3 separate regions of the Mus musculus genome follow, and all the other regions are linked to region 3. Evidence: chromatin loops called from intact Hi-C (ENCODE). Cell type or tissue: left cerebral cortex. All regions are shown on one strand. Region 1 holds the start of Chgb (chromogranin B). Region 2 holds the start of Gpcpd1 (glycerophosphocholine phosphodiesterase 1). Region 3 holds the start of Gm38455 (a long non-coding RNA gene).

Region 1 (8,000 bases), 80 kb before region 3:
CCTTACAGCCAATAGAAATCAGATCCAGACCACAAATGAGGGGCCTTCTTAGGTTTCAGCATTTTACCAAGTATTGTGCTGGTTACACAGCCGTCCTATATTTGTGAAAAGTGTCTTAAGCTGTGCACTCACTCTGCAGTTTCCTACATTCTGTGCAATTGTAATTTTTTTTAATGGAAGCAGAATCAGGTGCCCTCTGCAGTTCTTTCCCTCTGTCTATACCAAGTGGTTATAGATCTGTGGCTCTCTCTACTACTCCAGTTCCCAAGAAAATCTCCTCCCTTATAAAAAAACCACGGGTACTAAAAGTCAGGTGTGGTGGTGCACATCTTTAATCACAGCACTCAGAAGGCAGAAGCAGGGGTGTGAGTGAATTCGAGACCAGCTTTGTCTCCCTGACTTCCAGGACTGCATAGAGAGACCCTATCTCAAAAACAAACAAACAACAACTGCAACAACTAACAAAGAAAAGCAAAAAACCTCCAAAACACAAAAATAACAACAACAAAACTCTCAACAATAACAACTACCAAACCCATGGATATTAGATCATTACTCACACAAGACCTTTGCTTACATGATCTGCTTTCACTGTGATGGTTTTATGAGTTGTTTACAATTGTATAAACACCTAGAAGTATCAAGTTCTCCAGCACATTGTTACGGTCAGGATATCCAAGATGGCATTTAACAACTGGTATATGACAGTATGTTTCAAAGGAAAAATTAATGCTCAAGATTTTATGAGACTCTGTCCCTGCCTTAATCAGCATTTGGAGTGTCTTTGTTGGTCAGAAAATAACCTGGTGACCAGCATTTGCCGGTGCCACATCTTCCTTCTCCCAATGATTGCTGCTTTTGTTATTTTACCTTTCGCTTTCCCTTTGTTTAATCCTTTCTGCTAGAGAAGCTCAAAGCCTTTACAAACACTCTTATCTCTACAAACAATCATTATGCTAGGAAAAAAAAAAACTTAAAGAGGAGCGATTCCCTTGGTCCCCAGAATAGAAGACCTAGCTGGGGCAAGAGCAAAATTCTCGAGCATCAGACACTAAAGCTACTCAAAAGCTATTTATTTATAACGAGCACCCTAACCTTCCTTCCAAACCAAGCCTGTTCAAACACCTACTCACCCTACCTAACCCACTGCCTGTCAACCCAGAGGAAAAAAATACATGCGACTTGGAGCGAATGTCTCTCATTTGCTTACTTTACTAAACATCTACCCCAATTGTTTTCAGGGTCCCACTGTTACCCAGGTTTATTAGGGTCACTTAAAAATGTTTAAAAAGTGCTTGATAAGCTATGAAGAAAGACTCCGGTTCTTCCTCAGAGACAGGTCAAACAAAACCTGACTGGCCAACGGGGTTCTTATGCCTGGCTCTGGAGGTTCTGTGGTTTTTCCTTTTCTTTAGTGCTGCAGACTGAGCCCAGATCCTCACACATGGCAGGTGATCACTCCCTGACCGAGCCCCGGCCTAGGGCCAGTCTTTCATGGTCCAATGTCTGCTATTTTGAGAACACGCTCACTTTGGCGAGTCTCTTTTTCCACCTCAAATCTGTGAAATCCTCTGGAAAGAATAACTATGGAAGAATTACTCCCATAATGACTGAGAAGTCACCCTTTCCAAGTTCAACTTTCCAGACCTTCTGTAGCAGTGCAGATCCACATATATAGTTCTGCCTGTTGTTCTTTCCCAATATAAACTGGGTACTTTAACTACCCAGACTGCCAAACTATTAACCCTTGTCAGAGTTGATGGACAAGGGATGTCTCATTGTCCTAGACAATTAGCAGTTTACAAATTACTAGTATAGAGCATCCTCGTTTTCCCAAGGGAGACTCCTCAGACTCTTCTTAATCGAAAGGAACTAGGGTTTGCTTATGGAGCTGCGTTGTGAGCCTTGGTGAGAGTGCTAAGTAATATGTATTTCTTCCAATAGAATCTGTGAGAGCAAAGAAATGACTAAAGATGTATTAGGTACCCAAAACTGGTTTAGCTTATTTCTGTAGCAAATAAGAAATACATTTAATGCTTATGGAAAAGTAAAATAATCAAATGACAAAAAAAAATCAAATAGCAAATCTGAGAATAGCTCTTGAAGCATCAGCATCCATAAGACTATGAAGGTTTGATTCATGTGAAAATCACAGCTGCAAAGTAGGCTCAGCATGTTCTTTTGCTGGTAAACCATGGGCACCCCAAATTCCACCAAACTTGCGAGTCAAACAGGATCTGCATAGCAAAAATACCTTTATCTTTTATGTGATATGGATATGGATTTGGTTTATTCATATTAATTTTTAAGGTGCACAGTACTTACACAGACAGTTGTGGATCTCCTTCAAGAAGCTCGAAATGGTAGAAAATTAACCAGATGACTTCCTGGGGTCTCAACCATGATTTTACTAAGTAACAAACTACTGGAATCCCCTCATTGCCAGATTTGGGGAGGTGGAAATGAGGAGGTGAGTGCTAAGATACATGGTGTGTTTCTGGGGTGATGACCATGCCCTAAAATTGGTAGTGGAGATGGTTATAGTCAAAGTGAAGCAGTAGGCTGCACGATGAGTGAGTAGTTGCCTAAAACAGAAGAGATTTGCATAGCTTCGGTATTTTACTACTAAATATTCCTTCATAAGAGGTATGAAATGTTTAACCACCACCAAAAAGTTTAATTAACCAGTTAAACGATTTACAAAAGGCTTACTGTTTTGTAATCTAGAACAGAATGTACATTGTGTACAATGTATCATTGTGTCCTGTTCAGCAATATCTTTCCGAAATACTTTGGACTTGAAAATTTCTAAGTTGTTCAGTTTGTTTCCTTTTATCAAATTAAGAATATGATATTTATAAAAAATAGTTATTTATAAAAATGATTTTTAAAAATAAGAACATTATGAATGCAATAACATAAATTACCATTGGCTTTCATTTTGTCAAACATTGGATGAGAGATTCCTGTCAATCAAAGGCATATATATATATATATTATATATATATATATACATCTATATATTTCATATAGACATATGGATATCTCAATTCTAGTTAGAAATCTCAGTCTCAGAACAAAACACTTTTCCGAGGACATTCACAGAGACAAAGAGCTGCTAGTGTAATTTGGTGTTATACTTATTTTTCAGTCTCCCAACACAAACACATCTTTCAGGCTATTGGAGACCATTGAGTAAATTTAGAGTAGTTTGAGACTTAGCAACGCACTCATCCACACACAACCGTCAAATATTAACTACTTCTGCTTTCATTCTTCAAAATTGACTAAAACATTTATTTTGCTACTCCAAAGATAATTTCATGGGTGTAACACAGTCTTGTTATTTTTATTTCTGGAGCACAAAAGGAAAGAAATATCTAGTACAGCTTCCATTCATAAATTAACATGTGAATTACCTCTCTTTAGAAACATAAATACAAAGTGTAAATATGTTAACCCTGTAAACAGACACACGAAGACCTGCACACACATATATGACACGCTGAGGGAAATGCCTTAAATGCACTCAGATTTAGTTCTAACTCAGTGCCTTTATAATAATAGAGGAAACTCTGCAGGGGCCAACTGCGTGCATTCCCACCCCTCTGCGGTCACGGGGCTGTGAAAAGTCACACGGAGAGTCAGGCTACAAAGGCTCTCTCTAGCTCTGTATAGAGCCTGACATCTCTGCAGAGAACACAGAATGCGGCTTTGCTTCCAAGGGCTGCACAGCCCCGGCGGGGAAAGGAGGAAAAAGCTGGACAGCTCTTGCTTCTCCTACTCAAAGCCAGGCCAGGCAAGGCAAGGGATACAGGGAAGAGGAGAGGCGAGATAGAGGGTGAAACCCAGTGCCGCCAGCTCTAGGAGCTGTCCGGGGTGCTGAAATCCCACTCACCGGCCAGAGCCGCTGCGCCCAGGAGGCCGAGGAGCATAGCCGGCTGCATGGTGCCTCTCGCCAGCTGAGTGTAGGAGGAGCTCGGCGGGTGCGGGCTCCGCAGAGCAGCTGTGGCGCGGTGGGCGCAGGCCTGGCTCTTATGAAGGGCAGGCGGGGTGCAGTACCCGGGGGCGAGCGGCGGGCGGGGGCGCCCCTCGCTCAGCCCTGACGTCACGGAGCAGCCCCGAGGCGGCGCCAGCGGGCGGAAGCACAGCCAGTGTGTGCGGCCTTGCGCAGGGTCCCAGCAGGCACGGGCAGGGATGCGGGGACGCCAGGTGCTGTAGATCTCAGGCAAGAAGGGACAAGGGTCCGGCTCATATTGTCGCGCCTGCGCTCCAGCTCCTCCGCGCACACCTCCGATGCTGCAGTTTGGGGTTGTGGGATACTTGTGATTCTGAAGTGTGTAAATGACGGGGGTCAGCTTTCTGTATCCTCTGCCAAGCTGAAGAAAATCCTTGCTTGGAATAAATACACAGGCGGTTCTTAGACCTTAACAAGAGAGTAATGGCTGTAAACCTCAGTGTGCAACCATGAATGTGTAACCTGCTCTTGGTTGAGATGTTTGGTCAGTGTCTGTGTATCCCATCTATGGCACTTCTGTCTTCTGTTTATGGAATCTCCTACCCGACGTACTTATTCAGATGAACTTAAAAAATCAAACAGGCCAAAGGATACACTTCAAAATTCTCTCTCTCTTTTAACCTCAATTTTTTCCAAGTTCAGTTTTTTCTGTAACTACTTTCTGTGGCTTAGGCCTATTTTAGTTTGGAGCACACATAATTGGTGCTTTTCCTTTCGCTCTCCCCACCCCTCTCCCTCCCCCTCCCTTCCATTCCCATCTCCCTCTCCCTCCTCTCCCCTTCCCTCCTCGCCCCCTTCCTCTCCCCCTCTTTCTCTTGATTGGTCACTTACCCAGCTCTTCTGATAGACATTTATTTAAGCTGTCACCCTTTGGCCCTTAGTTACTCTTTTACAACAGGAGCATAGCTTGGGGTGAGGTAAGGAGTACATCCTTGAAAACCTGTTCTTCTTTGCTTGCTTTTAAATAGAGATAGAAACGCATTTTAAATTATGTGCGCAATGGAGATGATAGCATCTTCCAGGTTATTTTCAACATGGATTCTGTTAGCCTGATAAGGAATTGGGGGAAAAGCGCCAGGCAATCGTCCTGCCCAGAAGAGACACAATCTGCTCTGATAACAGATTTCGAGGACCAGTGAAACCTGACGTGAGATCTTTTTGGTCAGGTGATAAAAGTTTTCAGTTCCTTTTCCTGAAAAGAGTGAGGCTCAAATTCTCTTTGCACATGCTGAGAACATAGAAAGATGCCTCTCCCTGGAAGGTTATTTACCCAAACTGCAGCCTCAGAGCATATGTTTTTAATTTTTCATTTATGTTTTTCTACATTGCTGGAGAGAACACAGAGCCACGGGCATACCAGGAAAGCACTCTACCAGTCTCCTATATCATCAACCCCAGTCTTAAAAATGATAGTTCTGCGACAACTGGTAAAATTTGAAAAGGCATGTAGATTACATCCCTCTCTGGGAACTGCACACATGTGTAGGCAAAACACCCATCCACATAAAAGGAAATACATCTTTTCAAGTTTTAAAAAGAAGAAAGCAAAATATGAAAATGAACAAAGCCTATTGTCAGAGAAGGACTGGAAACTCTTGCCCACCTGGGCTACATATAACAAGCAGAGAATGTGTGAGAAGACACAGGATATTACACCAGAGAGGCCAGTGCTTTGTAAGCGACCTGCAAAGACTCACAGGCCTTATGGCCCAGTTCTTTTTGACTGGCTGCTCTCCTTAGTTCACTACCCTATTCCCATTTTCAGTAGTGACTCCTTTATAAACGTATTTAATTATGTATTCATTGAGATAGGGTCTCACTGTGTAGACCAGGCTGGCCTGGACTCACAGAAATCCACCTGCCTCTGCCTTCTGAGTTCTAGTTCTGCTTTTAGCCATGCATCACACTTCAATGAGTCACCCTGTGTTTGTTCCCCCAACCCCCACCACTATAATCTGTGCTTGTAACTGTGCTGGCATGTCTTTGCTGATTTCAGGGAGAGGTCCTTGGATAGTCAAAAAATGTCATTGTTTTTAGAAATGCATATTGAGGTTTCTAGTCTCAAAATTTGTGAGAAAGTATAAGGAAAAGAGAAAAAAGGAATCACTTTCATATCTTAAAAATTAATATACATACACATACACACACACACACACACATGCATACAATTGGTTTTTCCAGACAGGATTTCACTATGTACTCCTTGGTGTCCTGGAACTCTAACTCTCTCTCTTTCTCTCTCTTTCTCTCTCTTTCTCTTTCTCTCTCTCTCTCTCTCTCTCTCTCTCTCTCTCTCTCTCTCTCTCTCTCTCTCTGTAAAACAAGATGGCTACAAACTCACAGAGATACTTCTGGGTGCTGGAATCTAAGGTGTGTGCCATCACTACCACCTGGCTTGATTTTCTTTTTTAATTTAAAGATGGGGCTTTATTGTGTGTAGCCCTGACTAGCCTGAGACTATGTAAACCAGGGCAATCTAAAACCCACAGAGATCCTCCTGCCTCTGCCTCCTGAGTACTGGTGTTAAAGATGTGCACCACTATGCCTGGCTAAGTAAAGAAAAAATATATATAAACATTTGGGCAATTATGATGAACTGTATACTAAAATAGCATACCATTTTTGCATTTTTCTAAAGTCTGAAATTCTTTTAAAAAATCAAAAATGAATGTTTGAGGCCTAAAAGAAAACAGTGAACATTGGAAATAGGAGATTGTTTGGTGTGATGGCTCAGCATAAGTTGAGGCCAGCCTGGACTGCAATAGTGAATTCCAGGCTAGCCTAGGCCAAAATGAAAACAGCAAGAGAGGGGGGAAGGTACAGTCTACGAGAGAGGTTCTCCCTCTATTGTTGACATAACACAGGGTTAATGCCACTCTTTAAATATACCAGGTATTGGTAGTTATTTAAAGCTGCTCTCTCCTTGAAGTATTTATACACTGGTTTTCCAATACTTCCCCTCTCTTCTTTTTCCCTAGAAAACCATGGGATTAAACAATGTTAAAATCATCTTTTGGCTTCTCAGGTTGGCCTTGGGCTAAGTTGGCTGCTCATTAAGACAACCTTGGTGACCTTGGTGAAGGAAAGCTCTTTTCTTTCATGGCCAAGAGCCAGTCTCTACATTAAGTTTTAGATCTCTCTGTGCTTGGGTGAAGGATGCTGAGAGCGGACTGCCAGGATCTACATTGTTGTCATAGAAGAAAAAAAGGGCGAACACTGTGATGGTTTTTTTGTATATGCTTGGCCCAGGGAGTGGCACTATTAGGAGGTGTGGCCTTGTTGGAGTAGGTGTGTCACTATGGGTGTGAGCTTTAAGACCCTCATCCTCGATGCCTGGGAGCCGGTATTCTGCTAGCAGTCTTCAGATGAAGATGTAGAACTCTCAACCTCTCCTGCACCATGCCTGCCTGGATGTTGCCATGTTCCTGCCTTGATGATAATGTGCTGAACCTCTGAACCTGTAAGCCAGCCCAAATTAAATGTTGCCCTGATAATAATTGCCTTGGCCATGGTGTCTGTTCTCAGCAGTAGAACATTAACTAAGACAAACACTAAAGGGAACCATGGGAACTCTGAAGGGGGGGATATAAACACAGCTTTTAATGATATCGTGGCCCACCTATCCTGGGAATCCTGTTTTGAGATGGACCTTTCCTAACTCCCCTATAATTTCATCTTGAAAAATAACCCAGAGTTTGTATGTATGTGGATGTTTCTCTAGAGACTCCTGGGCCCTGATGCTTACTCTGTTTCAGGTCTCTTTACTCACTGACCCAGGACTCACCCTCTCCATACTGCCTCATTTTAGTGAGTCTTGTTATCTGACGGTAAAGGCCATCTCGTGGTTCTCTTTAAGCTGCTGGCCATTCTCAGTCCTTTATACTCCCACACAATGTTTTCAATCCATTGTCAAATTTCACTTAAAAAACCCTGCAGGGATTTTAACAGGAACAACATCATGCCTTTACATCAATATAGGAGC
Region 2 (8,000 bases), 120 kb after region 3:
AGCAAGCCTTTTAATCTCTGCACTGATGGGAGAGAGGCAAGTGACTCACCATGAGTTCCAGTCCAGTCTGCTCTACATAGCAAGTTCTGGGTTAGTCAAGGTTCCTAGTGAGACCCTGTCTCAAGGGACTAACAAAGAAAAAGAGAAAGAAAGAAAGAAAGAAAGAAAGAAAGAAAGAAAGAAAGAAAGGAAGGAAGAAAGAAAGAAAGAAAGAAAGAGAAAAAAGAGGGAAGAAAGACAGACAGTAGATCAAGTCACCATTACTTTAACATTAATAATAAATAATAAAATGACAGCCCGAATTGACACAGAACACTTCTGAGCTTTTTACTGTTCTCTGTACGTGTGTTTATAGCTGCTATGTACCAGACATGATACTGGGTATGATGGTACATGCCCTGGGTCCTGCTCTGGCAGACTGACTCTAGGAGGGCCCAGCTGCAGACACGACAGATAAACACCTGCCCTGTCATCTCTCACTCCCATCTATGTTTTATAGGTAAAATAATAAAGGAGGGGTGTGAATCTGCAAGTCAGGAGTAGACAGAGTGCAGAAACAAGGCCTCTAATCTTCTCATCAAAAGCATGCACATAATTAATGCACCATGTCTGCCAAGAAGTCCTGCCTCCCCGAGTCCAGTCCCAGCTTGCTTTGGCTGGCCGCCAGGCTGCAGTTGGCAACTGGGTATTTAAACCCAGTGCATGGTAACAGCACTCTTAAGAGTTCTTTTGTTCACAGGCAGGATATATCCTGAAAACAGTAGCTCATTTTGTGGGAAGTTATCAGTATTTTCCATTAAAAAAAAAGATAGCTAGTCAACCGTTGAATCATTTAAGAACTGTTTCCCCCAAAAGATCTGGGAGTTGAAGCCAGGGTCTTGTGCATGTGAAGCAAACACTGTTGCTGAACTGTTAACACTTTTTTTTTTCTGAGACAAGATCTCCTATAACACCTTTGTAGCCAGTAATGGCCTTGAATTTCTGATCTTTGGCCATGACCTGGGCTTACAGGAGTGTCCCACCAATCTAATCATATTGGGACTGGGGCTGGTAGGTCCATGGACTTGCACAAGCCTGGCAACCTTGATGAGATATTGATGTTTTATCTTTGTTTTGTTAAAACCAGATGGGTAGTCAGCATCTGTATTCCTAGTACTCCTTAGGAGAGGCAGGAGGCAAAAGGAAAATAGCAGAGAAGTTTATGGTCAGCTAGCCTGGAGTACACAGTTTAGTAGCAGAGAGACATAACACATGTGCTATGATACGCTCTCCCCCTCCCCCCCACATATCACACACAGCACACATATATACATGCAAAGAAAAATATTCTCAGATTGGCAATTATAAAATTAAAATATCAATAAACTCTGAGAAATGTTAAGGTACTCTATATCCCATGGTTTCAGAATCAGCCAAGCCTCCCTTTAGCTATTTATTTGTGGTACTGGGAGTTGAACCTAAAGCTTTTGCATGTGTCAGGAAAGCACTCCACCACTAAGCTGGGTCTCCTGAAGTCTTTAGAGACAAGGACTTGCTCAAGCTGGTCCTGAACTTATTTTACAGCCCTGGCAGGCCTTAAACCAGTCATCCTCCTGCCTCAACCTCCCAAGTAGCTAGGATTGTGCTATCAGGCCTGGCCAAGATTGAATTCTTTGAGTTTGTTTTTTTTAAATATAGTCCTGACTATCCTGGAATTTTCTATGTAGGCCAGGCTGGCTTCAAATGTACAAAGATCCTCCTGCCTCTGGGATGCTGGGATTAAAAGCATTAAAGTATACTCAGCTCGAGATTAAATCTGTGTAAAAATAAATTTTCATTTGTCTTGAATAAATAGTAAAACTATATGAATACCAAAGGGTTACTTTGATAAATATTTGATTTGTATATCTATCTTATTTTATTTAGGAGGGAGGGACTTATTGTGGCTCACAGTTTAAGGGGATACAGACCTTCCTAGAGGAAAGTCATGGGCGGGTGGCTCTGTGGTTAGTGGGAGTATGCGGCAGGACGCCTCACCTCCCTACACGTTGGCAGAACGTGCTCACGTTTTTTTTTCTAGAGCGATATACTCAAGGCCTTGTAAAGCTTTCAAGTAGAGAGAGGTCATAAGTGGAAGTTCAGGAGGCTGTGACCTACATGGTGCACGACAGAGTCCAGGCTATGATTTAGGACTCTTTGGGCTACCACAAGGTATACAAACCACACAACTGATATCACCGAGAATGGTAAAGATGCTGATGGTGAAGCTAGAGTAGAATGTGGGACACAAGACACGTATCGGCCTTTCATCTAAGCCATAGTACTTCTAAGGAAAAAATGTGCAGGAAACAAAGCTGATAATAGCTACAACTACCAAGGGAGAAAAAAAAAAAAAGCTACACGCCCTCCTCCAAAGAAACATTATTTGTAACAAAAGTTCAGACTTGTAATATTAAATCCAGCAACATCGTGGCCACAAAGCAATATGCAATGGTGGGAGCGATAACCAGTGGGCTGTTTCCTAAAAAGCACCATCTGCTAAGTAATTGTGTTAAAATGCATATGAGAAATTGAATCAAATAAAACTAATTTCAGTAAACCGGAACTGGAGCAGTTTTAGCATCAAACAGCCTAACTTTACCTCTTGGAAATTTAAAATTCAGAAAGTAAGTGGGCTCCCTGGAATTCTCTGTCAAAGTCCATTAGTAGTAACGAGTCATTTGCTGAAGATTTATATTCATAATGTCACAGGCAGTAACGGGCAGAACACACATCTAGGCTGAGCTCTTAGACTGGGAACCTTTCCCATGAACACATTTAAAAACTTAGAAAATGAGATCGTGTGCTTATCCCAGACAACCAAGAATACGTCTCAGAATCCAGTGAGATGGCACATGCTAAGGGTTTCTGTGAAGTTTAAAATACTCAGTGCCCTTCTGGTAATAATAAAGTTAGTTCTCAGATTAACCTCATTAACGATATGTTCGAGGAACCATAACATCCCATAACATCCCATGTACAGAGCAGGAGCCAGAGGAGGGGACACACGGCTTGCCCAGCCCTCCTTTAGGAGCTGTGGTGGCAGAACCAGTCCCACGACTGATAGAGGGGTTGCTCTCAGAGTTTCTAGGCATGCACAGTAAACACTTCCCTTTTCGACTTTCATGGATTCAGGTTTCTTTGTAAATCATCTCTTGTTACTAGCTAGTTATCTTGTAGAAACCTCTGTTTCTGGCCATAGGCCATCCTTCAAGTGTGGATTCAAGTTATCTCCCAGAATCTGTAGGGGGTTGGTTACAGAGCTCAACTAGGATTCCAAAATGTTCAGGTTTCTTATATGATTAATATACTATCTTCATATAAGCAATGCATACCCCTTACTTTAGGGGTTATTTTAAGTTTATTTTGTATGTATGTGTGGTATGTATGTATGTGTATGTATGTATGCACCACATATGGGACTGGTGCCCTTCGGGGACAGAACAGGACATTGAAGTCCCTACACTGAAATTATGGAAAGTTGTGAGCTGCCATGTGGGTGCTGGGAACCAATTCCAGGTCTTCTGCAAGAATAAGCACTCTTAACTACTGAGCTATCTTTCCCACCCAGCATATGCCTTTATTTTTAAATCCCTCTCCCCCTCGTTTATATGTTAATACGAATACATTTTTCCCCCCATTTCTCGCCTGTGATTGCTTGAATCTGCCAATGTGGAACTCAAGGATACGTTGGGTCAACCATACTTTTATTGTTGTTTTGAGACAATGTCTTGTAATGTAAGCTGTTGCTGGTCTAGTACCCATTACGCAGGCAGGCAAGCCTCCAACTCATATCAACCTTGATTTAACCTCTGAGATTCTAGGATTACAGATCTGTATCAGGTGCAGATCTTTTGATATTTTAAGAGGATTTAGGGAGGGGCATGAGTTAGATCTACCATCCCGAACCATAAATATTGCACAAATGGTAGTTTGACTAAATGATGAGATATACTAAAAACATTCAAAGGAAGTAGACTCTTGAAAAACACCACTTAAGTATGACTAACAGCAGAGAAATGAAGTCACAGCGAGCAATTAGCAGATGTAGAGCAGTGGACCTTCAATACGAAAAGGTGATTCTGCTTGATGCTCACTATCTCAATTGAAGTGAAACCCGATTACATAATGTTGTGTTAGAAGTTACCTAGTGGTTGATCTTGGGCTGATTTAGGGTTGGAGGCACACACAGAGATAGAAGAGGAGGAAGAGGAAGAGGAGAGAGGGGAGGAGGAGGAAGAAGAGGAAGGGTAGTTTTAGAAAGCAAAGAACAACTCTAGTTTGGTTTTATTTATTTATTGACTTATTTTATTTATTTGGGGTTTGTGACAGCAGGCTTCTAGAAGTCAACAGGAGTCTGGTCTCTCTCACCATGTAGATTCCAGTGGGTGAACTCAGATCTTCAAATGTGGTCAATGCCTTTATCCACTGAGCTGTTCTGAGCTCCTTGTTTTAGCTTTAAGGATTTAGTCTGTGATTGTTTCCTAAGGAATGCAGTTTCCAGAAAACATCAGGCTCCCTCAGCTCTCTTTTTTGAGACAGGATCTCACTTTATAGCCTTGGCTGGCCTCGAACTCGAGTCTACTTGCCTGGCTCAACCTCCCCAACACTGGGATTACAGGCGCACCACCTTGACCTTCAGTACCTCAGCTGACCCCAGCCAGATGGGCTAAGGCTGTCGGGCCACCTCAGGTCTCTGGGCAGCCCTTCCAGGAACACGCAGCCCGCCCCCCGGCGCGCGGCCGCCGATTGGCCAGGACCGGACCGGGCGTGACGTCAGGCCCCGCCCCGCCGCCCTTCGACCCCGCCCCGCGGGGTGGGCTGGCAGTTTAGTCTAGGGCAGCTGAAACCGGTTTGAGAGGCGGCTGTAACTGGGCTCCTTGCTTCCTCGGGCCACCTAAGGGAGCGCTGGCGAGGCGCTGACGCTCGGCTCCGTCGGCCGCGGCCCAGGCTCTCGGCGCGGCCCGGAGCGGCAGGTGAGGGGGGCCGGCGGTGCGGGCGGGCGCTCACGCGGAGGGGCGGGCGGGCGGGCGGCCTGGTGTTCCGGAGCCGCGGTGCGGCTGGAACCCCGGCTGCCACGCGCGGCTGCGGTCCCACTGAGCGGCGTGACCCAGGACAGCCACGGAAATCCCGGGCGGAGAATAGGGGAACAAAGAAAACGGCGGAGCTGGAGCCCAAGCCCTCGGTGCCTCCCTTCCTCCGCGCCCCCTCAGTCACCTCGCGCCCGCACTGGTGACTCGCGCGGTTTTGACAGCTGCTTCTTTCCCCAAAGTGCCTAGAAATTAGTGCCCGCGAAAGAAACTCCGGGTGACAGTACAGCCGGGCGGGGGGAACCCAGGGCTTTGTGTAGCTCCTCGTCCGTGCCCTCGGTGACGTTTTAGGGCTGCGGTCCCCTTGGCGTCGCCGGCTTGGAGGCAGTGGCTGCCCCGTGCTGCTTCATCTGCCGGGTCCGGCCAGAAGCCCGAGGGCTTGGAAGCCTGGAGTTTGCCGGTTTCTAGCGATTCTCTGACTCTGCAAGCAGCAAGCATGGTCGGGTCTAGAGTCCCCTCTTATACTCCTGTCCCCTGCCACTCTGGGTCTCCTGCCCACTTAACTCTGCCCTTCAAGCTGCTGCCTGCTACATTTCTAACACAATAAGGAAAAGAATAAATACAAGCTGTCAGCCTCCCCTCTCTCCCAAATTGCTCAGTGTTCTAGAAACACACAGCACAAAATAAAACTGGTAAACCCCATGCAGTGGCTTACATACTAGGGGAAATCAGTGTTCTAAACAAAATTTAAATCTGTAAAGAGAGATACAGGAAATTTGCACCCGGAGAACTGGTAAACACAAGAAAACTGAATAATATTTGGTGTGTATAAAAAGTTGGTGGGTGAGTCAACTATTTGTATATAATAAAAACGTGTAATAAATGCATATGAAAATGATATCAACACGAAATGAAAAGCATTTGTAAAAAATCCCACTGCATGTCTAAAGATGATGAGATGTTAATTTGGCTTAAGGACTGTCCAAAGGCTAATGCCTTTGCTTAATGAAAAACCCATTCTTGTCTGCATATGTTTGATTAAAATATTAGCTGAAAGTATATGGAGGTCTGAGAAATGGGGCCATAGTGATCCCCCCACTAACACGGGCAGACATCAGTGTGGTCACTTAACCTGCTTCTTAATTATAGGATATTCTGAGAATCTGCTAGAATCGAGGAGAATTAGAAACAGCTTTTTTTTTCTTTGAAAAGTTTTAAAGGAAAACACAGATGTTCTTTTTTGGCCAGAAATATGTGCTTTAGCTAAAAATACCCACTTTCAGTTCAGCTGTAAGCTAAATGTTTCTGTCCCTTTGGGGTTAGCTTAAATTTCCAGTATGTTTCTCAAGCTGATAAACCAGCTAGGTCTGAAACTAGCTAGGTCCACAGTTGAAAACATTCAGCAAAAAAGAATAAACTTTTTTGTCAGGAGGAACTGTGAAAAGTTTTGATGTCAGTAAGTTATGGTGGGTGACATTTAAAAACTCCTTGAGTCTTTTAACAAACTTCAAATGGGCCAGACACAGGCTGCAATGCACACTTTTTTTTTAAACAAAAAAACAAAAAACAAAAAAAACCAAAAAAACAGCCAGGGCGTTGAAGTGAGATCCAGCCTCAAAAATAAGTAAGCAAATTAAATTAACAGCTCAAATTTACCTAAACGTGCTGTGTAGTATATATCTTTAGGTAGTACAAATTGGGAATTGCATTGGGAAAGGAATTACCAAAGCCAAAACAACAAACTCCGTAGTGAGGCGGTAGGTGAGCTGGTTATCTGTCTCAGCCGGGTGTGCAGTTACTAGCAGTTTTTACTCTTACCTTTTATGTGTATCTGAAAGACCTCCTTCATCCAAGTTGGGATATTTTTGTTTGTTTAGCAGAAGAATAAAGGTAGATGTAAACTTTGAGATCCTCAGTAGAACAGGTACTTTCTAAAACACTGTTACTGCTGTTTTGGAGGCGGTTGGGTGCTGAAGCTGTCCTGCACCAAAATTTTGGCCTCTGTCCATGGTCAAGTGAGCTGCCAGCACAGCGCCTTCCCAGGTTTGCTTGGTATGGTGCTACAGTTTTTGAGGGGTGAGAATTGAACTAGATTGCTGACTTTTGACAATTCAAGTGGACGATGGCACTTGTCTCCTGGACTGTTCTGTGTTTCCATGTGTTTGTCTCTGTGTAGTGCACCAGCTGCAGCTGTTACTGCTGAGTTGTCAGCGCGATCTCGCAACTGTAGAGATAGAAAACTTGGCTGTTTTCTCTTTTATTAAATATCCAGACTGTTCCTGGTTGTCTAATGAAGTAGATGTTTAGAGCTAAATTTGTACTCACTGTTAGTGTGAGTACATGGAAATAATTACATGTGACATCACTTACATTTGATTGAATTGGTTATAGCCAACGAGTAGTTAGCTGAATACCAATTCTGAAGTCTTGTAGATGAGCTTGACCTTAGTTTAGAATTGTAAACACTGGGTGAAAGTTCAGATTACAGTGTAAGATTTATAGGCTGGTTAGACTCACCAGAAAAGGAAGCTTGCTGAGAGGCCTGAGGGCCTCACTGCTGAGAGCCTGTGTGATCCCCAGGACCGTTCATGGGAGGAGAGAACCAACTCCTGCAAGTTGCCTCTGACCGTCATGTGTGTACCTTGGTCCTCCCTCCCTTTCCCCTTTTCTCTCTTAAAACACAAAGAGAAATTGAAGTTGGTTATTCAGTCAGTTGCTGAGTTATGGGTTTAGTCTGTCTCTTAAAATTATTTCAGTGTGCTGGATAGTAGTGGTGGGCACCTCTAATCTCAGAGGCTAACGCAAGCAGATCTCTGAGTTTGAGACTAGCTTGGTCTATAGATTCAGCCAGGGCTACAAAGAGAAACCCTGTCTCAAGAAACAAAACAACATTTAAATTCATTCAGTAACTTTAAAGCTTTTTTGGTTAGATTTGGGTCTGTTAAATGGAAG
Region 3 (8,000 bases):
AGGCCAGGAAGAGGCTCAGCCCTGCAGAGCTCCAACTCAACGTGGTGAGTGCCATCCTGGCACCAGGCCAGCAGCCAAGAAATCTTCTGGCTAATGTAACCATGAATGAAACAATTCAAGGAAGAAAAATAGAAAGGCTTGAAGACCATTTACTATAAAGTACAAAACTCGAGTCTTTAAAGACACCGTGCCATCTTACTAGAGAGGGTAGAGAAAGGCTGACAGCTATCACGACCACCACCCTCTGCTTTCCCTGACCCTACATTTCCCAGTTCATACCCACTGGACACACAAAAACAAAGACTTGTACATAAATAGGAAATATTGGTGTCTTGGCTGATCCGCACACTATAATCAGGCAAGATGGCTGAAGTCAACTTTCCCGTAGTCACTCTGCAGTGATGCAGGAATGCTGTCAGAAGCAGATGAGAGTACCTGGGAGCCAGCATGGTGGCTCATGCTAGCACTCAGCAGGCATAGGCAGGAGGATTACAGCAAATTCAAGGCCAGTTTCTGCTACAAAGTGAGTTATAGCCTCGCCGGTGCTACAGAAGTGAGATCTTGTCTTCAAAACCAGAAGAACATGAAAACCCCTGGGCCTACACTGTTATTATTCTATCATAATTCCACTGTTGGGACTGGAGAAGTGGCTCAAAGGTTAAAAGCACTGGCTCCTCTTTCAAGGATCCAAATTCAATCCCCAACAGCCATAGAGACTCACAAACGAGTCTCAGGGTATACAACACCCTCTCTGGTTTTTCCAGACATTGCATTCATACATTAAATGACATTCATGTTAGAAACACACACACACACATCACACACTTTCTTTCCATGTATATATGTATGTATATATATATATATGCATTATATATAATTATATATAGAAGAAAAATATACCTTTATATATAGAATAATTTAACTTCAAAGAAACCAAACAGTAGAAATGTATATATCCTCTCTATACATAATTATATGTACATGTAGAGAGAATACATACATATCTATATGTATTGGTTTCTTTGAAGCTAAATTTAATTCCTTCATAAATTAGAAGGTAGTTTGTCAAAACTGATACCTGACTCATAAGGTTAGAATAGATTTTGAGCTGTTCTCTTCAATGCTTCCAGTCATCCCTTCTCTCAGAACCTCTCTCCATGCCAAGGCTGGTCCCTGGCACCTGTTCTAGACAGAACAGATCATCTTGGTGGGTAAGGCTTTGGCTGAGGTGGGTCAGTCAGTGGTGGAGCCTGAAGAGGCAGCTCCTGACACCGCCATCAGGAAGCAGAGAGGGGTCAGGCTGAGGTAGGGTTAGGCTGTAAGTCTTTCAGCCAGGTAGGCCTTATATACCAAAGATTCAAACCCCTGCTAGGAAAGACCAAGTGTTAAAACATATGAACCTGCGGGTGACATTTCACATGGAAACTGTGATTGTTACCTGAGAGGCTAGTGGTGTGGGAGGTGAGCGCTCTCTCTCACCCACTGTGCCCAACTTCACCAGGTAGTGTTACTGAGACTCACAGAGAGACAAAGCTTAGAGACATTAAGAACTTGCCTCAGAACACCAGGCAAAAAGTGATAAAACAGTGGTTCTCAGCTTTCCCAGTGCTGCGACCATGTAAAACAGCTCCACATGTTGTGGTGACCCTCAACCATATAATTATCTTCATTGCTTTTTCATAACTGTAATTTGCTTCCATTATGAGTCGCAATGTATATATCTGATATGCAGGATATGATATTCGACCCCTATGTAGGGTTGTCCCACCCTGCAAAGGGATCTTACCTCACAAGTTAAGAACCACTGTCCTAAAACCTCAAAGGCCATACTTCCTCCCACTCATTGAGGAACGAAGGTCATCAGGGCCAGCCATCAGTCTGCCACATTAAGCTCATGGCTGTCTAATTACAAATTTGACAGAAAGTTCAGATATTTATATTCCTGTCTTGTTTGCCCCAGTTTTCTTTTACTCTTCCAAAACAATTAACATGCTGAGCATGGTGATGTATGCAATCTAAACACGAGGAGGCTGAGACAAGAGGAGCAAGTTTGAAGTCAGCCAGGTCTCTACAGGAAGTTCCAGGCCAGCCTGGAAAAAGATCCCAGCACTAGGAAGTTCAAGACCAGCTGGGCATGGTGGCAAAAGCAGATGGATTTCTATAAATTCGAAGCTAGCCTGGTCTCCCTAACAAATTTTAGGATAGTCAGAGCTACAAAATAGAGAAACCCAGTCCAAAAAAAAAAAAAAAGAGGTACAAGTTCAAGTAGCCATCCTTAGCTACTTAGTGAATGCAAGGCTAGCCTGGGCTTCCTGCGATGTAGTGTAGGAGATAGAGACAAACATAAGACTTCTAGAGAGATTTATTTCTTTCTTTTCTGTTCTTTCTTCATGTGTATGAGGTGTGTACGGGCATGCCCTTCCAGGGGCCGGAGGAGGATACTGGATGTCCTGTTCTGTCACTCTGACATAGCCCCTGACACAGAACCTGGAGCTTGCTGTTCTGCTCAGTGTCAGGCCAGCACGCCCCGACCTCCTCCCACAACCCAGGTTACTGGTGAATGTGGCCGCTCTGCTTTTTACAAGGCTGCTGGGGTCAAGCTCTGCTCTCCACGCAACCTTTCCCTCAACCCAGTCTTCGTTGTTTATTCTAGTGTGCTAAGAGGGTCTTCCTGTACAGCCCAGGCTGCCCTTGAACTCAAAAGGAAATGGAAGTCGTGGCTTTAAGACTTCTTAGATTGGGGGTTGGAGACATGGCTCCGTGGTTAAGAATGTGTGCTACTCTTGCAGAGGACCTGAGTTCAGCTCCCAGCACCCACGTCAGGCAGCTCACAACCTCCTGTAACTCCAGTTCCAGGGGATCTAATACCCTCTTCTGACCTGCACATATATACATAATTAGAAAATTAAAAATGTCTCCAAAGAAAAGAACTCTTAGATTTAGGAAGGCATGGCAGCGTGGACTTGGGATCTCAGTACTTCGGAGGTGGAAGCAGGGGGGTGAGGAGTTTAAAGTCAGGCTCAGATGCTTAGTGAGTCTGGAGTCAGGAGGGAGAGGAAGAAGCACCCGCTGGAAGGAGCTTCAGGATAGAAACTTGCTATGCATAAGGCCTCCCGTCCAACCCCCAGCACCGGGGGCGGGAAGCTTGGTATCAGGTCTGTAATCCTGGGTATCAGAGAGAATGAGTCAGGAAGAAGCCCAGATCAAGGCCTGCCAGGGCGCTAGAACAGGTCTGTGCCAGCCTGGGCAATCTAGTGAGGCTTTGTCTTGAAATTAAAATAAAGGATGAGGGTGGGCAGAGGATAATGGCCTGAGGGGTGCTCACCCAACATGCACTAGGCCCAAGGTCAACCCCCATTATTGGGAAGGGAAAGGAGGGTGGGGATTTTTTTAATGCCATCATCTTATCAACAGATGAAAGTGTACATCCTTTGGTCTTTCCCAAAGAAAAAGTCTAAGCCTTATAGGTAAATGCATGGACAATGCCATGAACATGCTCTTAGACCACATCGCACATGCATAGTGAACACAGCTGACATTGGGGACAGTGACAAATTAGCTGCTCAAGTTCCAGCCTAAGACCTCATTTCAAAAAAGGAGTCTCTAAAAATGTTTAATTCTACCCCAGTAGACAGCTTCTATAAAGAGAGGGGCTGGGTGTGCAGTGTGTAGCTCAAGGCTGAGCTCTTGCTTCACATGTGCCCCGAGTCTTGAGTTCCACCCAAATGGTGCTTGTGTCTGTCTGGGTGATGGCAGGGGTGGGGTGTGTGTGAGGGGGTGGGGTGTGGGAGGGTGCGGTTGTCATCTTAATCAAAGCAGAGAATGAATGACAAAAGGTTTAACTCACATTTCACGCCCCACCGGCCCTCAGAAATCTGTGGGCAGCAGCAGCCACAAGAGGGCAGCAGAAGCAAACTCGGCACTTGCTATTACTGTATAAAAACTGGGGAGTAATTGTAGCCAGTCCACCCTCAACCCAAGAGAGCCTGCATTGCTCATAGATGAATTCTTCGACTTCATATTCTATACCGTGCTTAACTTAAATTCTCAATCCTCACTTTCCAAACCATTTTTGTGAAGGCTTGGTGGCTCGCATTTGTAATTCCCCAGAGGTAAGGGGAATGTGAGTTTAAAGCTGGCTTGAGCTACAAAGCAAGATTGGATCTCAAAAAATAAAATTTTAGAAAAAGATGAGAAAGTAAGTTCTTGGAAACACCAACTTATATGACATGCTGGGAAGAAACTACCTGCCACTAAATGTTATCATTTTATTAGTAGGAAAAGACCCAAAGGGCTGGTATGTGATAGAAGCAGTTATGTTAGAGAAAATCCCTGCAGGCAGATGTGATTGACCAGCAGTGCAAGTGCTGGTTATGAAAACCTGGCCAACTGACTTTGATCCTTGGATCGCACACAGAAGTGAGGACTTAGTTATTTGTGACGCGTAGTCTAACAATTTATACCAGGCTAGACTTGAGATCAGAGCTCTACCTGCCTTTGACTCCCACCTGCTCACACAGGCTACCCCAAGGCTTTGCAGCAGACCGAAAGCTGGGGAGCACAACTGTGGGGGCAGGAGTGGGAAGGACAGCAAGCAACACACACACACACACCAGGAATGCCAGAGGATAACCTTGGGTGTTGCTCTTGAGAAAACATTGGTCTTTGAGTTTCTATTGCTGTGAAAAGACACCATGCCCACACACCACACACACACACACACACACACACACACACACACACCACTTTTTGCCTTTTTTCAAGACAGTCCCTCTGTGTAATAGCCCTGGCTGTCCTGGAACTTGCTTATGTAGACCAGGATAGGCTCAAATCACAAGAGATCTGCCTGCCTCTACCTCCTGAGTGTTGGGACTAAAAGTTTGCACCACCATACCCGGCACTCTTTAATAAGGAAAACACTTAATTAGGGCTGGCTTACAGTTTCAGAAGCCTAAGCAGAAGTAGCACTTAGGAGCTAGAGGCAGGCAAATCTCTGTGAGTTCAAGGTCAGCCTGGACTATATTTTGTGTTTCAGTACAGCCAAAGCTACATAATAAGATCTTGTAGAAAGAAAGAAAGAAAGAAAGAGAGAGAGAGAGAGAGAGAGAGAGAGAGAGAGAGAGAAAGAGAGAAAGAGAAAAAAGAAAGACAGACAGACAGACAAACTTTAAAAATTATCTTTGGGAATAAATATCCTTGTCTATAATTTTATGTACTCTTATTAAGTAATATTTGCTGAATTGAGAAGCAATTCCTAGGGTAGAAAGATGGTTCAGTGATTAGAGCTCCTTGCAGAGGCCCCCCCCCCCACCAGGCAGCCCACAACCACCTGTAACTTCAGGCACCTACACTCACATATCCATGCACACACTTAGACAAGCACACATAATGACGGAAACAATTCCCTCAGGCATGATGTCACAAACCTATAAGCACAGCATTTGGGAGGCTGGGCACAGTAGATTTTGAGCTCAGGACCAACAGAGGCAACACAATGAGATGCTACTATTTCAAAGAAGCAGTCCAGCGGGGCATGAGTCTTTAACCCAAGCACTGAGGAAACAGATCTCTGTGTGTTCAAGGCCAGCCCTGTTTACATAATGAGTTCCCAGACAGCCAGGGATATACAATAAGACCTTGCCTCAAAGTAAATAAGTAAGTATATTCTCTTTTAGGAACGCATACAGATCAGTATAGTCCACTCAGTCACATGATACAACTTTAAAGCTGTTCCATTTCCTACCCTGCTCTTCCTGTTTCCATATTTTCTTTTGTTTATATATTAATTACATTTATTTATGGAGTTGGTTCTCTCCTTGCACTGTGTGAGCTCCTGGGATCAGACTTAACAGCAAACACCCTGACCTTGGAGGTGTCTCACTATATAGTCCATGCTGGCCTTGAACTCACTATGCAGTTGAAACTAGTCTCAAAATCCTCCTCCTCTTAGTTCTCCTTCCCCCCCTGCCCCCTAGCTTCCCAAGGGTACACCTCCGGTGCACAGGAATACACCACCATTTCAACCTCAAGTATTCCCTTTTCAAGGAAAAAAGTGAGTAGGGGTGCACAGAGAAGTGTGGACTAGTCCCTTTCTAAATAAGGTTTAAATAAATGTGCAGAGCCTGTGTAAACGTGCACACTTTTAACTTGTGGACTTTGTCATCCACCCTCATAGGTGAGACCAAACACAGCCTGAATGTGTCAAAATAAAAATCACAAATTTATGAGAAAGGCACTCATGACCAATACTTTCTATCCTTAAATCTTTTAAAAAATTTTTAAAATGTATTTATTTTATGTACACTTTAGCTGTCTTCAGACACACCAGAAGAGGGCATCAGATCCTATTACGGATAGTTGTGAGCCACCACAGGGTTACTGGGAATTTAACTTAGGACCTCTGGAAGAGCAGTCAGTAACCTTAACTGCTGCGCCATCTCTCCAGCTCCCTTAAATCTTAAAAAATAAAATAAAATCAATTCTCATTTTATGTGTATGGCTGTTTTGCCTACATACATCTATGCACCAAGTGCATGCGGTGGCCACAGAGGACAGAAGAGGATGTGGGATCCCCTGGTCCTGGAGTTATAGACAGCTGCAAGCTGCCATGTGGATGCTGGGAATCAAACCTAACTCCCCAGAAAAGCAGCCAGTGCTCTTAACCACTGAACCATCTCTCCAGCCCCTCTTTCTTTTAAATCTTAACAGGTTTCATTATTCAGTCTATCAGCCTTAACTGACCACCTACTATATACCAGGTGCTGCCCTGAGAATCTACGCACAGGTCAAGGCCTAAGTTAGCTAAACAGCAGCTGTGGGGCGCCTGCCAGTCAAGCACAGGGAAGCCAGAAGCGAATCCAAAAGCATTTACCCTGAAAGGCTATGCTCCAGGAAGCTGGACTCTGCAGCACGTCAGCAGCTCAGGGAAGACACTGTTTGCACAGCTTAGTGGTGACGCGTGTCTAAAATACAAAGTCCTGGGCTGGAACCCAGGCTCCACTTCAAAGGGCAAAGCCAACAGAGCATCCTAGAGGCAGGTGAGAAAATGTCTTCTGGGGAAAAGAAGGGTTTCATTCACTCCAGCAAACAGCTAGAGTCCGAGTTTCTGTTGCTTTCCTGCTTTCCACCGAAGACGGTGGCTCTGACGTCTTCTCTGCAGCTGTTCTGAAGATGGCTGCCGGTTGCTTCTTCCGCTGCACAGGGTTAGGAAGGGTAGTGATGTATGTGAGAGTGTGTGTGAGTGTGTGTGAGTGTGTGTGTGTGTGTGTGTGTGTGTGTGTGAGAGTGTATGGATGTCTATGTGTCTGTGTGTCTCTGTGTCTGTGAGTGTATATGTGTGTGTTTGTGTCTGTGCATGTGTATTTGTGTTCGTGTCTATGCGTGTGTATCTGTGTCTCAAGTGAGTTGGGTGGCATGGCTGGCCCCTGAGACGTACTGATCTTGGAGTGCAGTTGGCAGGAGGGGGCTGGGCAGGGGTGACTGCGAGTGCTCTAGGCTTAGCACTTTACCGTCCTTGCAGACCTCGAGTTTGCCTTTAAAGTCCTGCCTTTGAAGTCAACCTGACCCAGGGTTGAGTCTTTTTAGCACTCCTGAGACCAAACCTGAACACATCAGCCTTTCCAAGGCTGCTTCCTCAGGGGTCACACAGAGGTCAGAACAGTATGGACTTCTTTGGGGGTGGCTCTAAGAATCAATAGGCACAACATGCGGGGGGTGCACAGTGCTACGGCATTGTCCAGCACGCTGGAAGCCCTGGGGTTGCTGTCTGGGAGCAACAGCAACACACACACACAGACACAGCACAGATGAGACACAGACACACACACGCGCACACACACACACACACACACACACACACACACGAATGTGTATAAATGCCTATGGCACAGCATCTACAGAGTGCACAATAACTCATCCTCCCTTACTGCCTCTTGGGAGTTTGGCCTGGGTGTCTGTTGGACTACACCAGTCAAGGCTTTTCCTTGCACTGTAGGAAGACA

What was found. A loop is a pair of places that touch in the nucleus more often than their neighbours do. Peaks named below come from ENCODE experiments on the same cell type or tissue, not always from the same donor. Only the 100,000 strongest peaks of a DNase experiment are listed, where the experiment ranks them.
Region 1: it touches region 3 in a loop (2.8-fold over the local background); 6 of 42 quality-filtered maps call a loop at or near these places.
Region 2: it touches region 3 in a loop (4-fold over the local background); 15 of 42 quality-filtered maps call a loop at or near these places.

The regions. Positions count from the first base shown.
Region 1 is chr2:132,777,681-132,785,680 of GRCm38, reverse strand. Chgb (chromogranin B) reads right to left here and starts at 4,039. Exons shown (of 5, transcript NM_007694.5): 1 at 3,899-4,039. The coding sequence starts at 3,947. In left cerebral cortex, a CTCF peak has its summit at 4,095; DNase peaks (open chromatin) are centred at 1,513 and 3,999; H3K4me3 peaks cover 4,159 bases; H3K27ac peaks cover 4,571 bases.
Region 2 is chr2:132,575,062-132,583,061 of GRCm38, reverse strand. It overlaps Gpcpd1 (glycerophosphocholine phosphodiesterase 1), which reads left to right and starts at 4,814. Exons shown (of 20, transcript NM_028802.3): 1 at 4,814-4,994. In left cerebral cortex, CTCF peaks have their summits at 4,917 and 7,078; DNase peaks (open chromatin) are centred at 4,809, 5,297, 6,188, 7,055 and 2 more places; H3K4me3 peaks cover 3,647 bases; H3K27ac peaks cover 4,569 bases.
Region 3 is chr2:132,697,513-132,705,512 of GRCm38, reverse strand. The region is part of intron 2 of Shld1 (shieldin complex subunit 1); the gene reads right to left. It overlaps Gm38455 (a long non-coding RNA gene), which reads left to right and starts at 6,829. Exons shown (of 2, transcript XR_375002.3): 1 at 6,829-7,037. In left cerebral cortex, CTCF peaks have their summits at 3,899 (motif pointing right) and 6,314 (motif pointing right); DNase peaks (open chromatin) are centred at 39 and 3,898; H3K4me3 peaks cover 327 bases; H3K27ac peaks cover 2,807 bases.